Regions from separate parts of the Homo sapiens genome. Here region 2 is linked to region 1. Evidence: chromatin loops called from intact Hi-C (ENCODE). Cell type or tissue: mammary epithelial cell. All regions are shown on one strand. Links, peaks and the distances in the headings refer to the core of each region. The heading gives the core; the rest is flanking DNA.

Region 1 (8,332 bases), core at 272-8,271:
AAGTCAGAGATAACACTGCGAAGAGAAAAGGCCTAAACACTTCTCTCTCATATAACATGAACTGTTTAAATGGGGATTCTGTAGCTGTGGTGGAATGCCAAGTGCAAAACCAGTGTTGGAGGAGAGACCTGGTGGGAGGTGTTTGGATGAGTGCAAAACCACTCAGCCACCATGATAATGAAATATTATGGAAGGGACCAGCCAGAAGCTTGGCAGGAATGAAGAATTCTAGATACACCTGCATATATGTGTGATTGTGGAAGTGACCAACACTGTCTCAGATCCCACAGCCTATAGTCAATCAGCAATTTCTACATAAACAGGCCCCTGGTGTTAAGTGCCTAGAGATTGAGAGAGGCATAGAACTGATGATGTTTTCATTAGTTAATGAGTTTGGTTATCATCATGTAATCTGGCCCCTTCTACTTCTCTGTCCTGTCCTCTCCCCAAGTCCATTGTACTTCAATCACTTGGACCTTCCTTTGATTCCTCAAACACGTGTAGCTCATTCCTACCTCAGCTCTTGCTCTTCCTTCTGCAGGGAGAATGCTACCCCTATGTCTTTGTGTGGCTAGCTTTTTGGGGTTGTTCAGGTATTAACTCAAATGGCACCTGTTTGGTGAAGAAGTGCAAGAAGTTAGTGCCTTCTTGCACTACTTCCTGACTACCAATCCAAATTAGCAAACCCCTCACTAACCCATGTCTCAAGTCAAAGAGAACCCATCCTCTCCATCACATTATCTTGTCTTATTGTCTTCCTGGAACTCATTACTATCAGAAATTGCTTTTTCCTTTTATTTGCTGCTAGTTTATTTCCTTGTCTTTCCTCTACATTAAAGCACAAGCTCTACAAGAACAGGGGTCATGTGTTTTTTTACTGCTGCATCCTCAGCTCTTAGAGCAATTCCTGGCACATGGAACACATGTCATGAGTGTTTGTTGAATGAATATACTATTTCCTGCCTTGATCTTGGAGAACTTTCCTTCTATATAATGTTTTCTGGAAGACAGACAGAGTACACAAGTGAGTGAGACTCAGATAGAGAGACTCTTTTGCTGAAAGGACTCATCCCTGGTCTGGTAACTTGCCCTTTAGTTGTCTCAGTGTCCTGAGGTAACCAGGTGGGAAGGAAACACAGGACTTTATCCAGAGCCCAGCCCCCTCTGTGAGCACATATAATACATTCCACATGAGCCAACTAACCCTATTTTTCAAAGGAGCCATGGCTCAGCAATAACCATCCCAGCTTACTGCCTTTTCAGCAAACAGTTTCTGTTTTGTTCCTTGGTGAAGACATAAGAGTAGAAAAGTCCTCCCTCCCCCACTCTGTGAAAGCCCAGTGTGTTGGTGCCTTCTTGCACTACTATAAAGACATACCTGAGACCAGGTAATTTATAAAGAAAAGTTTAATTGGCTTAAGGTTCTGTGGGCTGTACAGGCTTCTGCTTCTGGGGAGGCCTCAGGAAACTTACAATCATGGCCGAAGGCAAAAGGGAAGCCAGCACATCTTCACATGGCTGGCAAAAGAGACAGAGTGAAGTGGGAAGTGCTACACACTTTCAAACAATGAGATCTCGTGAGAACTCACTCACTGTAATAAGAACAGCAAGGGGGAAATCCGCCCCATGATCCAAACACCTCCTACCAGGTCCCTCCTCCAACACTGGGGATTACAATTCAACATGAGATTTGGGTGGGTACATAAACCTAAACCATATCACCCAGCAAGTCTTGAATGGACTTAACTCTTGAGCTTGACCATTGTTTTTCTTCTCAGTATTGACAAATGGTTACTTGTGGGCTTGCCCCATGCGTGTAAAAAGTGACAGAGGACGGTTTTTATGTGTGACTGTACCTCGCTGACAGTGGGCTTGGACCACTTTCCAAGGGACTCTGGCCCATGGGGAAGTTTTTTCAGAACCTTGGGAAGAAGAGCCTGTAATTATTTATATGAAAGAAGACAGTGGGGGAGTGCTCTTTGGAATGTCATCTCACAGGCTTTCCTGGAGTTAGGAGTAATCTCAGACACCCTAAATAAGTTACCCAACACAGATAGGGCTGGCTTTAGCCTCCTGGGGGAAGTCTGGGTGCAGGGGATGTGGAAACAGGTTTCACATGGGGAAAAAAGAAAATGATCTTGAAGACAAGATGACAGCTCTAAAACAGGAACCACAGGGAATGTGCCCATTACATTTACAAAAATATATGTGGGACATATATTTTTTGGCTAGAATACTCAACTGTTGGGATAATCAGCATCCCAACTGTTGGAACAAACCAAAATATAATTCTTGGTTTGTTTTTAAAGCTGCTGGAAGAATAAGAATATGGTCTACCCTGCATTCACCCACTCATTTATTCATCAAGCAATATTTTTGAGTACCTGTTATGTTTTAGACAACATTTTGGTTCTAGGGAATCAACTCTGAATAGGACAGTCAGGGTTCCCCTAATCATGGGGCTTATATTCTGAGGGTGAAGATAGACATTGACAAGATATTTGCACAAATAAGTAGCAACAGATATGAATTCAGTGTAGGAAATTCAGCCAAATGAAAACAGGGCCTCACTGCCAGTGTCTTCCCAGTTGCACTCCACCTGTTGCAAGATCCTGTAAAAGCAGTGGAGCTTGGGGGTGAATAACGGCCAAAGGAGCAGATGAGCACCAGACTTGATCCCAGGCTGTCTATATTCTTTACAGAAAAGGGGGCAGACCTAGGGGAATATAGCAAGCAAGGGGCCCCATTACACTTTGCCCCATTTCACTTCCTGCTCAAGCAGTGCTCTTACAGGGAAGTGGCTCTGGACGGGCCACTGCTGATCCACCCTACCCTCAAACCACTCTTTCCCTCTCTGCCAGCAATTGAAAAGCCACACATGGCTCTTCTAACACAGACTGCCTCACAAGTTGGGTCAATTCAGGTCCTCCGGGAAGCAGATGGCAGGATGGAGTTAGAAATGCAAAGAGATTTATTAGGGGAAATGACTGTGAAGATTGAAAGGGAAGAAGGAGCAGGAGGAGGCAGAAAGAGCCTTCAAACTGCAATGCAGTCCTGATCCTTGCAAAAGGAGATGGGGAAGGAAGGAGGTGTGTGTGGGTACGGAGAGCCTCAGAGCAGTACAGCCCCCGGAAAATCTCAGCCAGCCCAAGAGGGAGCTCTAGAACCAAGATCACTCATTAGAGAAATCCTGCATTGCACAGAAATTGTCAAGGCCCTAGTGCCTCTGCTGTGCACAGTCATTGGCCATTGCTGCCCAGGAGAGTGTGGCCTCTGCTCAAACACAGCAACAGACCCTGAAGGTGCCGCAGCTGGTGGCCATCAGCTCACTACACTCTCATCACAAGGTTCCCTCGGAGGGAGAACTGAGTGGCACCTTCCACTGGCTGCCAACATGGCAGGCTTATGCGGGTGTGCTCACTCCCAGTGTTCCATTCCATGATTGATAACCAAGGTGAGTGTCTCTATAAGCACAGCCTTTGGCTCCAGGGGGTACAGTAGGGGTGAGATAAAGGCATAGGCACAACAGAGCACAGGCAGGCCCCTGGGGTTGGAAGAGACACCAGAAACATTGTTGAGGCTCCAGCAGTGCCAGCTGAATGGACAGCAGGGGGCAGGAAACACAGAGATTGGAAGGCCAGCAAGCCTAACTCAGAGAATCCCGGCCAGGAGGAAGAGAAGTGGCTGACTGCTGGGGAAGGCCACAGTGGATAAGCCAGTGATGGGGACATAAGACAAGCTGTACCCCCTGTTTCTCACATATAGGCAGCCAGCCTGCAAGCTTGGCACCCCTTCTTTGCTTCCCTGTATCCTCCTCCCATGAAATCCAAACACTCACCTCTATAAATATTTATTGATGTCCAATGGGGTTGGTCCTTCTGATCCTTGATAGGTTATTAACTGATATTGAGGAAAAACCTCAAAATTGTTTTTGATTGAAAATTCAAGAGTTAAGCTGAACTATCTTAAATTCATTTTAAGTTGTATTTCTCAAAATAGAGGAGAATCATCATCTTAGCAATTCATTTAGCTTAACGTGATAGTTCCCTTCATCTCTTGAAAAACTCAACCTGAAGTTTATGTCTGATGTTAAGAGGCCCTTGGACACACCGAAGATTATATTGTGTCATGCACTGAGGAGTACACTCAACTGAAATGTCTATTTCTAAGGTCCAAAGCTAAAATTAGATGAAATAAAACAATGCTGACCCAGCAAGAAGGGCCCCATGCTTTCAAGCACTCCACATATTATAAACACAAAACCTTACATTCATTTTCTCAATTAGCACCAGTTACGGACCAGGAAAACTCATCTCTGGAGCTTTTGCTCTGTGTCCTCAAAACAAAACCAACTGTCTGAATGCTGTGATGTTGTAACATTGGAGAGGAACAGCGTGCGTAGTTGGAGTTGGAAGTGCTTAGATCAAGAAAAGACAAATTAACTTGCCCAGTCCTTCCTGTCAGCATGAATGCAATAGGTGGCCTGGCATGACATTAACAGAATATACTTTCCCAGTCATGCTGAGCACTCGTTTCCTAACTTCTCTTCATGTTCCAGTGTGTGCCTCCAGAGGCTTTCATTATATAGTGCTGTGTTCATAATAGTTGTATATGGAGTGAGGAAGATTTTCAAATTAAATAATTCGCATTGCTCCTGAAGTTGGTTGTGGGCTGAATTTATGATGTTAAAGTATGTGGGCCTCTATTTGCATTCTTGATGTAGGCCCCACAAATGTTAGGGAAAGGCCTGGACAGTGGCACTCTGGTAACCAAGCAGAAGTCAACAAAAAGTTCGACGTAAATTGGGCCACAGTTCATGAAAACATTCCTATGATAGCTCATTAACAATGACGATAATCACAGCAGCAGTTCTGTAAACACACCTGTGGACACTGGGTGCTACATATTTTGCTCTCGTAATCAGCCTTTGCCTTGTTCTGTGTGGTGCCTCAGTGAGCTGTGGGCCAAGCACTGTGAGTCCCTGCCTTCCCAATGCAGAGACTCTGGGCTCTCTGTTGGTCCGCTCTCCAGATGTTTCTGGGGGTTCCCAGGTGCCATCCCACATGGGCTCTGAAGCAAGGCCGCAGACATGCTTCCAGTCTCCCTGCTCACCGCTGGCCCCAGCACTGCTGCCCCTTCTGCCCAATGTCCTTGTGAGGGCATCTCTGCTGCCGGCTGTGGCCGAGCCCCACCAGAGCATTGCTGCATGTCCTAGGTTGGGGACCTGGCTCCCGCTTTGTGCCCTTCTTCCATGCTCAGAAATCCCTCCCACACTGCTGCTCCAAGCACATCCTGAGACAGCCCCAGGCCCAACCTTGTCTTGAGAGTCCCTGTTGCACTGGCTTCCACCCAGCTCCCAGACATCCTCCAAGGACAGGGCCCTCTCCCCACACCCTCCATCTGGCTGTCTACCCTCACCCCACCCAATCTCCAGGAATCTCCATGGCACACCCTCAGCCCAGAGAGCAGGTATTTCCTTTCCCACATCATCAGTGGGAGTGCTGAGTGGTCCCTTTCAAAACAAACATGTTGTCTGCCCCCAACATGACCCTTTTGAAATGTCATTTTTCTCAGCTTTAAAGGAAAAGAAAAGGCCATGCTAAGGTCCAGTTTCACTTAATGATCCATTACACATCCAACAATCCACCTGCTGTCTTCTCAGCTACTAAAACCGTCTTTATTTCCAGCCTGCCCCTCAGAGTTGGGCACACTTCAGGAGCAGAGGCCAGAGCCAACACTCACCATACCTCACACACCTCTGGGGAGAAAAGGGTCCTTAAAGTCAACTTCTGGAGCCTTCCCAAAGGAATACAGGCTGCCTGCACACATTCAAACAGAGGTGGAGGATCAAGGAAACCATGCAGTTGAATCTTCTAACTTTAGAAGTGGGGAAACTGAGGTGCAGAGAGGAGAAGCAACTGATCCAGGGTCATTCTGCAAGTCAGTGGCAGGGCATGAGCTCTGACCCATGGCACTTTCCATCACAGAAAGTCTACGGCTTCTGTTCCCAGGAGACAAGCCCACGCTTCCTCAGTAAATGGCAAGGGACTTCCAGGGCCTTTTCATCACCCCGAAGGAGGATTGTGGTCAGGAAGTGTGGGCAGAAGATATTGGACAGTCACCAACTGAGCTGGCTAGCTCCAGACTTGTTTGGGCCTGGAGCAGGGGAAGGAAGTGTGACAGCAGAAAGAAGGGAAGGGGAAATGGGGACCCCCACACACCCTGGCTTCTGCAGCATCTGCTCTCTGCCTCCTCCTTCCTGGGTCCCTTCCTGGGTTCTTTCCTGTACCCTCTTCTGGGTCCACCCTTCCCTCCTCCCAACTGCAACACCTCCTGCCTGGCCTTCCCCACTGTCTCATCACCTGGGTCTTCCTCTGAGTAGAACAAGAGCAGCTGAGAAAGTGTTCAGGAAAGGAAAGGAAGGGGATAGTAAAGAGACAAGATATGCAGAACAGCTAATAGAGCTCCCCAAAGTGAAACCCTAATACTAACTCTAACCCTAACCCTCCATGCTGGCAGTGGAGCACCTTAGAGCAGTGGTCCCCAGCTTTGGCAGCACACTGAAATTACCCAAGGAGCTTTAAAAGATACACATGCCTAGACTCATCCCACAGACTGATTTATTTTTTTCAGTACAACTTAAGAACCAGGATTTGTAAAAGCTCCCTCAATGATTTAAGTATGTAGCCAAGGTTGCAATCCAATTATCAGAAGAAGAGTCCCTTGTCTATCTCATATTGGGTCCTCTGCTTCAATAAGAGGCAAATAATTTTTAGATAGAAAGTACTGAAATCTATTCTATTCCAAGCCTACACATCAGAAATCCTGATTGTTCTAGCCTGGCTGTCAGATTTTCTGCTAAGCTATCTTCCCTGGCATCTTGGACTTCTGCTACCACTGTCAAATCTCAAGATCTCTGATTCTCCATAGTCCTTTTCAGTTCCCAAAGCTCCTTCATGTGAGGCTGTATGAAAAAAAGCTTATAGTCACCACTGCTGTGAATGTGGTCTTTTTAAAAGCTCATCTCTATCTTATAGTTATGACAGAGTAACTGCTACCAGAGTTGTCCTACCACTGAAAACAATAAGAAAGTTGGACAAATTTATGAAACAGCTATTTCCAAATCCTAGACAACAAGAAGTGCAGAACTATGATCAACAAGAGTCATGAAACAAACAAGCAAGCCCTACAGTTTCCCTGGCTTTCTGCCAAGAGTCACTTTTCCAGACAGTGGTGCAGGGGAAGGAACACAAGCATAACACTGCAGTCTTGCCAAGTTAAGCAAGCAGAGATCAGGGTTAAGGGAGGCTAAATCAGCTGGAATTTATGGGGCAGAGCACTGGAACAGAGAGAACTATGCAGAGAACGAGCCTAGAATCTGCATAGGGGTCTCCTTGAATCTATTGCTGAAAACTAAGCTCTGAATGCTTAGGTTAAAACTCCACAAAGCTATGCAAAGAAGTACTGAGAATCTGTATGCTGAACAGTTCCTAGAGCTTACACAGGCTATGAGATAGTAGAGATCCAGCCAGAGGGAAGAGATCTCATTTAACACCCAGTGAACTCAGTGCAGATCCTAGAAGAGTTGTAACTTGGTAGTAAAACTAAATAAAAGAGACCTAAAATAAAGGCTACTCTAGACCTGCCTTAGAAAAATTTAACACAAACTTTGAAAAAAATGAGCTGATTCTAAGTTCCCTAAGTGCATGCCACAATAAAAATTTAATATTCTTTACAAGAAACAGAAGTCATCCACTCAAAAAGGTAACTGTGACAATGCCTAGCATCCAGTAAAAATTACTAGACATACAAAAATGCAGGAAAATGTGACCCATACTTAGGGGAAACATCAGTCAATAAAAACATACCCAGAATGACAGAGACTTTGGAGTTAACAAAAAAGGATATTAAAACAACTATTACAAATATGCTCATGTAAACAGACATAATGCGAAAAGAAATGAGAGCTATAAAAAAGAACAAATAAAAACTATACGGATAAAAAAAGAGGTATTAAATTAAAACTTTATTGGATGAAATTACCAGCTAATTAAACACTGCAGAAGAAAAGGCAAGTGAATTTGAAGACATAACAATAAAAACCCTCCAAAATGATACATGCAAAAGAAAAAAAAGACTAAAATAAATTAACAGAGCCTATTAACTATGGAAACATATCAAGTAGTTGAACATATGTGTGAAGAAGTAAAGGCCAGAAAAATACTTGATGAAATAATACCTGAAATTCTTCCAAATTTGAAAACATTTCTAAAACCACAGATTTAGTAAACTCACTTAATCCCAAGAAAGGTATGCACAAATAAAACTACAT
Region 2 (8,332 bases), core at 333-8,332, 90 kb after region 1:
TGGGCTTCTCCTGGCCCTATGGAGAGGGCCTCTGAGCAGTTTCTTTGGGCAATTAACAAAATGATTTAAAAGTCAGGATAGCTTGACCCTTACACACTAATCTTTGGGCCATAGTCATTTTCACTGTACTGCAGACTTTGCATTTCCTTCTGAGCCTGGTTGCTTACATCTCAGTGTTCTTTTCAGACCATGGAAGGAAATGTAGCCCTCAACGGACCTCTCGGCCTGGGTCTGCAGAAGGAGCCCCAGAGCTCTGGGTGGCCTATAAGTACAAACGCCTCACCATGTAGCCAGAGGCAGCCTGGGCCTTTGTAGTGTGGCCAACTGGGGTTTCCATTTGGCAGCACCATTCACCTCCTATGTTTCTCCCCTATAAGTTGGGGATCCCAAATCCTCCCTGGAGGGGCTGGAGGATTCGTGGAATAAGATGTGTAAGGGCCTGGTGTGCCGACAGCCGATGGTGGTTCTGTTCCCCCTTCTTTCATTCTCCCACTGGAAGGAGGACCATGTCACAGCCTACCTGAGTCTCTATTTTCTCATCTGTACATGGGCATCACAGTTCCTACCTCAACAGTCTCGAGCCGTCACAAGGTTCAAGGGATATTGTGGATGTGTTTTAGACATGGTGCCCCTGGCACAAGTGGATGGTGTTTGGGGCTGTCCCATGGCAGTATGTCCCAGTAGAAAGGCAGGGTAGCCCAGTTGTTACTGCAAGGGTCCTGGAATTGGGCTCTGTCATTTACTCCTGACTTAACATGAGCCTTGGTTTCTTCTTCCATGAAACAGGGTTAATAGTGGTACCTTATTCCTGTTATTTTTGAGAGAATGAGAAGCAACTGTGCTCATCCAGTGGTCAGCACTGAGCCCAGGAGGCAATGGGGCCAGCCAACGTGGTCACTGTCACTGATCAAGCCTCTTTCTCCCTACAGGCTACGAACAGCAGCAGGAGCAAGAGAAGCTGGAGCGAGAGATGGCACTGCTGCGCGGCGCCATCGAGGACCAGCGGCGGCGTGCCGAGCTGCTGGAGCAGGCTCTGGGCAATGCGCAGGGCCGGGCAGCTCGAGCCGAAGAGGAGCTGCGCAAGAAGCAGGCCTATGTGGAGAAAGTGGAGCGGCTGCAGCAGGCGCTCGGGCAGCTGCAGGCAGCCTGTGAGAAGCGGGAGCAGCTGGAGCTGCGTCTGCGGACTCGCCTGGAGCAGGAACTCAAGGCCCTGCGTGCACAGCAGGTGAGCTGAGAAAGTCTCCAGGCTAGGGCAGCATCTGAGGATGTTGGCTTCCCTTCCTCCTCGGGGACTGTAGGTTTGGAGGCCAGGGCTGAGGCCCCGGGAGCCCCTGCTTAGATCTAGGCTGCAGGCCCGTTGGAAGGCGGCGAGGATGATTGCTCTCTGCTCCACCTTTGCTGCGTGCTCCCTTCCACTCGTTGTCTTAGTAGAGGCCCTGCCACCTGGCCCATGTCCAGCCTCGGGGGACTCCTGTCCTCGGCAGCAGCAGGGCTAGTTGTCCTTGACCTCTAGAGAAAGTAAGTCAGGAACCTGGATATAGAAGGCCTGCGAGCTTTTTTTTTTTTGAGATGGAATCTCATTCTGTCGCCCAGGCTGGAGTGCAGTGGCGCGAACGCTCACTGCAACTTCCACCTCCCAGGTTCAAGCCATTCTCTTGCCTCAGCCTCCCGAGTAGCTGAGACTACAGGCGTGCGCCACCACGCCCAGCTAATTTTTGTATTTTTAGTAGAGATGAGGTTTCACCATATTGGCCAGGCTGGTCTTGAACCCCTGACCTCACGTGGTCCGCCGACCTTGGCCTCCCAAAGTGCTGGGATTACAGGCATGAGCCACTGCGTCTGGCCACCAGCCAGCTTTTATATGCCTCCCCAAGATTGGGAGGAAAGATGGTTGTCCAGATCCACTGTGCTTAGCCTCACTTCGGACTTCTGTGTAAACAACTCTTGGTGTTTACAAACCAAATAGAGTTATTTCTCCACTCCCAAACCTACCCTTGCCACAGAGGTAGTGTGACTGAACCCCCTGGTTTGCCCAGTTCTGTTCTAATGTACACCAGTTTTCCCAGTATAATTATTGATAGCACCCCCTTTGCCAGTTTGGAGGATTATCTGTCTGGTCTCTATGCCCTTGCCCTAGGATTCAGGGCAGGGGTATGGGGACCTGTGCTGTATCCCCATTTCGGTAGAGGAAGGATGGGGAAATGTATGCTGTGTATGGCTGAACACGTACATGTACAAGTGACAGTCGTGTGGAGGCGAAGACCAGTGGCTGCCACACCCCAACCTGCACCCTTGACCACGGTCTCTACTCCTTGCTCTGCAGAGACAGGCAGGTGCCCCAGGTGGTAGCAGTGGCAGTGGTGGGTCTCCAGAGCTCAGCGCCCTGCGACTGTCAGAACAACTGCGAGAGAAGGAGGAGCAGATCCTGGCGCTGGAGGCCGACATGACCAAGTGGGAGCAGAAGTATTTGGAGGAACGTGCCATGAGGCAGTTTGCCATGGATGCGGCTGCCACGGCTGCTGCTCAGCGTGACACCACTCTCATCCGACATTCCCCCCAGCCCTCACCCAGCAGCAGCTTCAATGAGGGTCTGCTCACTGGTGGCCACAGGCATCAGGAGATGGAAAGCAGGTTCGGCATTGCAGGCCAGGCACCTGAGGTTGGGGGGGTGGGTGGCAATGTCCAGTCACTGCCCTGCCCTTGATCCCTGATAAACAGGCCCCTTTCCCCATAGAGCTCAGCAGTCCCTCCTGCTTCTGAGCTGAACCTGCATGATTGGCACACCAGGCACTGTAAACATGCATTTGCCCAGAAATACCGAGTCCTTGGTCTGCCCAGGAGACTCTTACTGTGGAGGTGTTGGGTGCCATCCAGTGCTTGGGCCCTGCCTCCCCTCTCCGGAGTGCCGCCCTCCAGGATGAGGGCTGTGCCGCCACTATCATCTGATGAATCTGGAACCCATCCTTAATGGCCTGCCTTTGCTGGTGTGAGAAGGGCCCAGGGCCTTATGCACTGGTGGTTTTCAGAGCCTGGGCTCTAAGAGCATCAAATTCCAGAGCTGTGGTGCCATTTCTAAGCCCTCTCTGGGTCCCTGCTACAAGCACAGAAGGATCCAGCCTGGCAGGGTTGGGGGAGTTGGGGGGGGCTTTTCCTCTAACTCCTATGAGGCAGGAAGGGTGGAGGCTGTTGGATCTGTGGGTCTGACAATGTGGGCATGGCCTCTCACCCCTCAGGTTAAAGGTGCTCCATGCCCAGATCCTGGAGAAGGATGCAGTGATCAAGGTCCTTCAGCAGCGCTCCAGGAGAGACCCTGGCAAGGCCATCCAGGGCTCCCTGCGGCCTGCCAAGTCGGTGCCATCTGTTTTCGCGGCTGCGGCAGCAGGAACCCAGGGCTGGCAAGGGCTCTCTTCTAGTGAGCGACAAACAGCAGACGCCCCTGCTCGGCTGACTACAGGTAAGAGGAGGCTACTGCTGGGATAGATTGAGAGGTAATTTCTCCTGGGCCTGAACACAGATTGCCAGACCTTTCCTCCCAGAACTGAGGCTATAGGAGCCAGGGCTTCCTGACCCTCTTCCAGGGGAGCTGGCTTATTCTCTGCCTCTAGTGACTCTACAGCGCAAGGCTCTCCTGCCAGTGTGAAGAGGGGTACTTAGTCCCCATCACCATAAATTCTATCATGCTTCAGCCCCAGCCACTGAACTAAGAAAAATAGAGCTTCCTGTGCAGATACACCTTGTATGCAAGCTCCCTCCACTCTTCCTTCTAAGCAGATGCCACAGAAACTCTAGAAGATTTAATCTATAAGGAAGGGTCCCACCACCCAAAACATTTGGAAGCCAATCCAATCTGGTAGTTATTCCCATTTGAAAATAGGAGCATTTTTAGTCTTAAAGTTCTTGCAAATCAAGAGCAGCCCACTCCACCTTGAATCCCCAGCAGGGACAGTTAACTTAGAGTGTCCTTCACCAGGGCCACATCTTACAGGCATGGCAATAACCATCCACCTACCTTTCCAGCAGACAGAGCACCCACAGAGGAGCCAGTGGTCACAGCTCCCCCTGCTGCCCATGCCAAACACGGGAGCAGAGATGGGAGCACCCAGACTGAGGGCCCCCCAGACAGCACCTCCACCTGCCTGCCACCGGAGCCTGACAGCCTTCTGGGGTGCAGCAGTAGCCAGAGAGCAGCCTCTCTGGGTAAGTCCTCCTGACCCCACTTCTGTGCTAGGTAGGGCCGAGGGGGCACTGGGGTGTGAACTGGAACACAAGGCCTTTTCTTCCCAGACCCCCTCCGGGTCATTGCCCGCACTCCATGGGGAGCCGTGCATAGCCAGAGGTGAGCAGGGTGCCTGGCCCACCTCAATGTGAACATGAGGGATGGCTGGTTGCATGAATAGGGAAATTGGAAACCCTGATTAGAGGCAGATCCAGAATTCAGAAAGAAAGCAACCAGATGGGAGGCACTTTAGCTCCTCTTTCATGGTCTTCCCTACATAGTTAATTTCCAATTTGATTATCCAAGAGAATGGAGCTCGCAAGTCATGCCGATGGCACTCTGGAAGCCTGTTTAAAGAGTCCGGGAAGGAGAAATCTGAGAAGATGCCATTTCTTTTTCCACTCCCCTTTCACATTGGCCTTTGCATATTTGCCTGTGCCTCATGATCTCAGAAAACCACAGGCATGAAAAGAATGCTGCAGCCTGCCTCCCTCAGGGCTCTCCATTGCTCTCTCTAAGCCCTCCAACCAGTTCAAAGTTAGAAACAAATGCATCCTACACATCGGAGGTTGGTGGGCTGGGCTGAGCACTGAAAGGGGGCAGAGCATTGTGCTTGGTTGGCCGAGTTCTGGGAACCTGGGCAGCAGAGGTGGGAAAAGTTGGTGAAGAACGATCTTTGTCTTTCAAATGTGCCAGGATTTTAAAAGCAATCTAGTAACACTCATTGGCATGTGCCTGTGTTCTTGTCTGTCTCCAGACTCTGTAGCTACATCCAGAGTCCAGGACTTGTCAGACATGGTGGAGATACTGATCTGAAGGAGGTGGTGCTTCAGGACTCTGAGCCATTCTCTCCCCTCCTCTGCCCTGTGCCACTCTCAGCCATTTCAGCAGCCCCGTCAACCGCTGCTCCGTCCCTTTCCCCAGCCAGACACTCATTCCCATTGACCATCTGGTCCCAGGAGCTCAGGAGGAGGACCCCAGGGGAGAGGAGAGCTGTGAGAGCACCGGCACCCCCAGAAGACTCTGCTTCTTAGCCCACATTCCTCCGGGCCTTATGGAGAATGAGGATTCAGCCTTGACTTCTTGCCCAAGGCCTGCTACTGGGGTAGCAACTGACAGCTCAGAAAGGAGCTGAGCTCCCTCTGCCCTGCCAGTTGTCAGTCAGGCAGGGAGGGAGTGGCTGTGTTGGTTTGGGGAACTAATTTCCACGGACGGCTGCCCGTGGACACCAGGTGGACTGGTTCACTAATCAAGTCAGCCATATTGTTCTCTGGCTAAGTTTGGTTCCAGCCAACGTCATCTGCTCTTCAGTTCCTCACTGCCTTCTTGGGATACTAAGACTTGAATTTTTTGGGGACTATTAAGGGTGTTAGTCTTGGAGAAGACACAGCCTCACCTTCTCACTTGCTGTGGGTGAGGGGCCATTTAAGTGGACTGGGAGACAGTGCGCAGTTTGTATATAATTCCCTTTCTTGTGGAACAGAAGACTGAGGCCTGCAGGTTCCGATGTGTCTCCATGGGCTGTGCTCCCCTCTTCCTACTGTCAGTTTCTGAAACTTCTGACTGGCCTCCCAGTTATGCCTCCTCCTCAAGTTCCTGGCCCGTGGATGTTAAAGCTGCTCGATTCCCAGGATCTCGGCTGCCTTTTCCTCTATCTTGAGCCCTATAAATGCCCACGGGACCCCCACCACCAGCCTCTTGAAGTGGCTCCACAGCTCCTGTCCCTGGAACATCCTGTCAGTTTGGTCATAAACCCTGAGCCAGATGAAATGAGCCACCGTGAACAGACATCTGCCATGCCCCCAGGTGGGCTTCGGTGGCCCTACCCGGTACCAGTTCTTTCTGAGAAACTGGAGATGTCTTGTTAGCATAAGTGTCTTCATTCCCACCTGGAGGGTTTGGGAGAGGAGCAAAGCAGTTGAAAACTAGTTAATGAGCTACAAGAGTCAAATAGTCCTCTGAATGGAGCCCCCATCACAAAACAGTGCCCAGGAGGCTGGCTCCTCAAGCTACCCATGCCCAGCGCCCTAAAGCAGCACCAGATGCTTTGGAATTGGGGTGAAACACCCACATGGCAGCCTGCTAGCAGCAGTGACTTTGACTTCTGGTCTTAAAGAGTCCCTCACTTCAGCCCCAGGAGCTATTGGTGGGTTTTAGCAGTTTTGTCTTTACCGTTTTTAGTTCTCCTTGATTCTTTGTTTTCTTCCTTTATCGTTTTTAGGTTTGGTATGTGTTGTTTTATTTCCATGGTTCCTCAAGTTTCCTTTTTAAACATTTGCATTTGCTGGACAATTGCAATTTTTTTTAAAAAATTCCCCTACCCCTGTTTAAAGCTGAAAAATACATTTGGTTCATGTGCATTGTTTACAAAGCAAAAAGAAAAAAGAGGAAAAAAAGGCAAAAAATATTGTGAAAGAAAAAAAACAACTTAATATATTTTGGATTAATATTTGGTATTTCTTTTAAAGTATTTTTTGTGCTGTGAACATTTTCTGCCAAAGACCATGATGTGTGTCTGTATGTTTAAGTTATCGTAAATATTTAAAATGTAAACATGGCTGTTTTGTTATGCCACCCTGTACCAGGATTGCTGCCGCATTCCACTGGGTATAACAGTATTTTAATTAAAAAAAAATAATTAAAAGTGATGTCTTTGCACAGGTGAGACTTTGCACTGAGGGAAGGGAAAGGGTGAGGATTTTGGGGGGCCACCCAAGTCATAGTCCAATCTCTTCAAGGACCCAAGATAGAATTTAGGAATTTTGTGAAGCTGCATTAAGGATAGAGTTGGAATGAGGATGTGGCTGGCATTTTTCCCCTTTCATAGATAACATTTCTTGAAGGCTGGGAGGGGAAGGAGGGCCTGGCAGATGGCAGCCTCCCGAGGTAGGGCTGTGTTCTAATCAGCTTTGTTCGGCCACACGCTGTGGTTATCCACAGTGGGAGTGGGTGTCCAAAGATGGCTTTATCCTTCCCCCACTCCTTTTCCCACTCCCACCTAGCACATAAAGTTTTGTCCGAAACCATCCAGAAGGCCAGGCACCATGCAGAGGACATTCAAGAATGTGCATGTTCTTAGCCACCGCCTCCCTCCTTTGCTGTGACATCACCACTCTTTCCTGATGCTCAGGAAAGCATATTGCTCCAATTCAAAATTAAAGAAAGCCATTCTCAGTCTTGCTTGTTCTTGTATCAGAAACAAAATACCTGTCTTGTGCTTCTATAAGTGTGTTAGGACCCTGAGGTTCCCAGTCAGCATGTGGCCAGCAGTTAGCTGGCCATGAGGCAGCAGCAGGCTACCAGACAGCCTACGTGACATGTGACAGGAACAGTTTCCCACCATGGCCGTGAGTGAAGTGTCTTCGGGGCCAATGTGGGAACTCGGGAGCCATGTTGATGAGTAACTAAGTTGAGATCCTAGAGAAGGTGTCTTCCCGAGCTGGCCTACCAGCCCACAAGTATGAAGACAAGCAGGTGGAAGAATTGGAAACATCCAGAAACTTTTCTAGCAACTTTGCAGATGGTGATGGGTCCCACTGGATGAGGAGCTCTCCATGCAGAGGCATCAAACCCACCCCATGGCCACACCTCCACCCAACCCTCCAGCCTGCCTCCTGCCACTGGGGCACTATCTATGCCAGCCTTTCTCCCATTGAGCCCTGAACTAGAGTCAGCTTCACAAATAGGTTACTCACCTGACATGCAGGCCTAGTGCATGGAGGCGGCCTGAACAATAGGGCTCCTTCTCACCCTCCCACAGCTGCTCCTCCCTGGGCCACAGCAGCCCATGGCTACATTTGCTGACTTGCTGTCCAAAACAAAATGTCGGTGCCTGTGGCAGGGAGTTCCAAAGGACAGCTTGGCAACTCAGACCTGTGAACAATAAGCCCTGACAACAGTGCCATCTCACCCCAGTACCTTTGGCCAGGGGCTTCCAAAGCATCTGCACCTTCTGTGAGATCCAGTCTGTGGAAAGTCACTTTAATGTTTCCTTGGCACAGACCAGGAGGAATAAGAAATCGGTCCCAGTGTACCCAGCACATGTACGTGCATGTGCATTTGTGTGCACATGTGTACATGCGTGCCTGACCATGTGTCCCAGAGAAAGGTGTGAGG

Evidence for each region. Hi-C counts contacts between places; a loop is a spot of excess contacts. Peaks named below come from ENCODE experiments on the same cell type or tissue, not always from the same donor. Only the 100,000 strongest peaks of a DNase experiment are listed, where the experiment ranks them.
Region 2: it touches region 1 in a loop (7-fold over the local background); 3 of 110 quality-filtered maps call a loop at or near these places.

What each region holds. Positions count from the first base shown.
Region 1 is chr3:134,444,742-134,453,073 of GRCh38, reverse strand. No RefSeq gene overlaps it. Among named protein-coding and RNA genes, the nearest start is that of MIR4788, 11 kb to the right of the region's middle. In mammary epithelial cell, for the core only: a CTCF peak has its summit at 3,612 (motif pointing right); a DNase peak (open chromatin) is centred at 6,093.
Region 2 is chr3:134,354,405-134,362,736 of GRCh38, reverse strand. AMOTL2 (angiomotin like 2) reads left to right here. Exons shown (of 10, transcript NM_016201.4): 6 at 930-1,225; 7 at 2,324-2,631; 8 at 3,234-3,454; 9 at 4,018-4,197; 10 at 4,974-7,390. The coding sequence ends at 5,032. Among named protein-coding and RNA genes, the nearest start is that of MIR6827, 9.3 kb to the left of the region's middle. RefSeq lists a silencer at 1,096-1,390 and an enhancer at 2,687-3,247. In mammary epithelial cell, for the core only: a CTCF peak has its summit at 4,051 (motif pointing left); a DNase peak (open chromatin) is centred at 4,656; H3K27ac peaks cover 1,138 bases.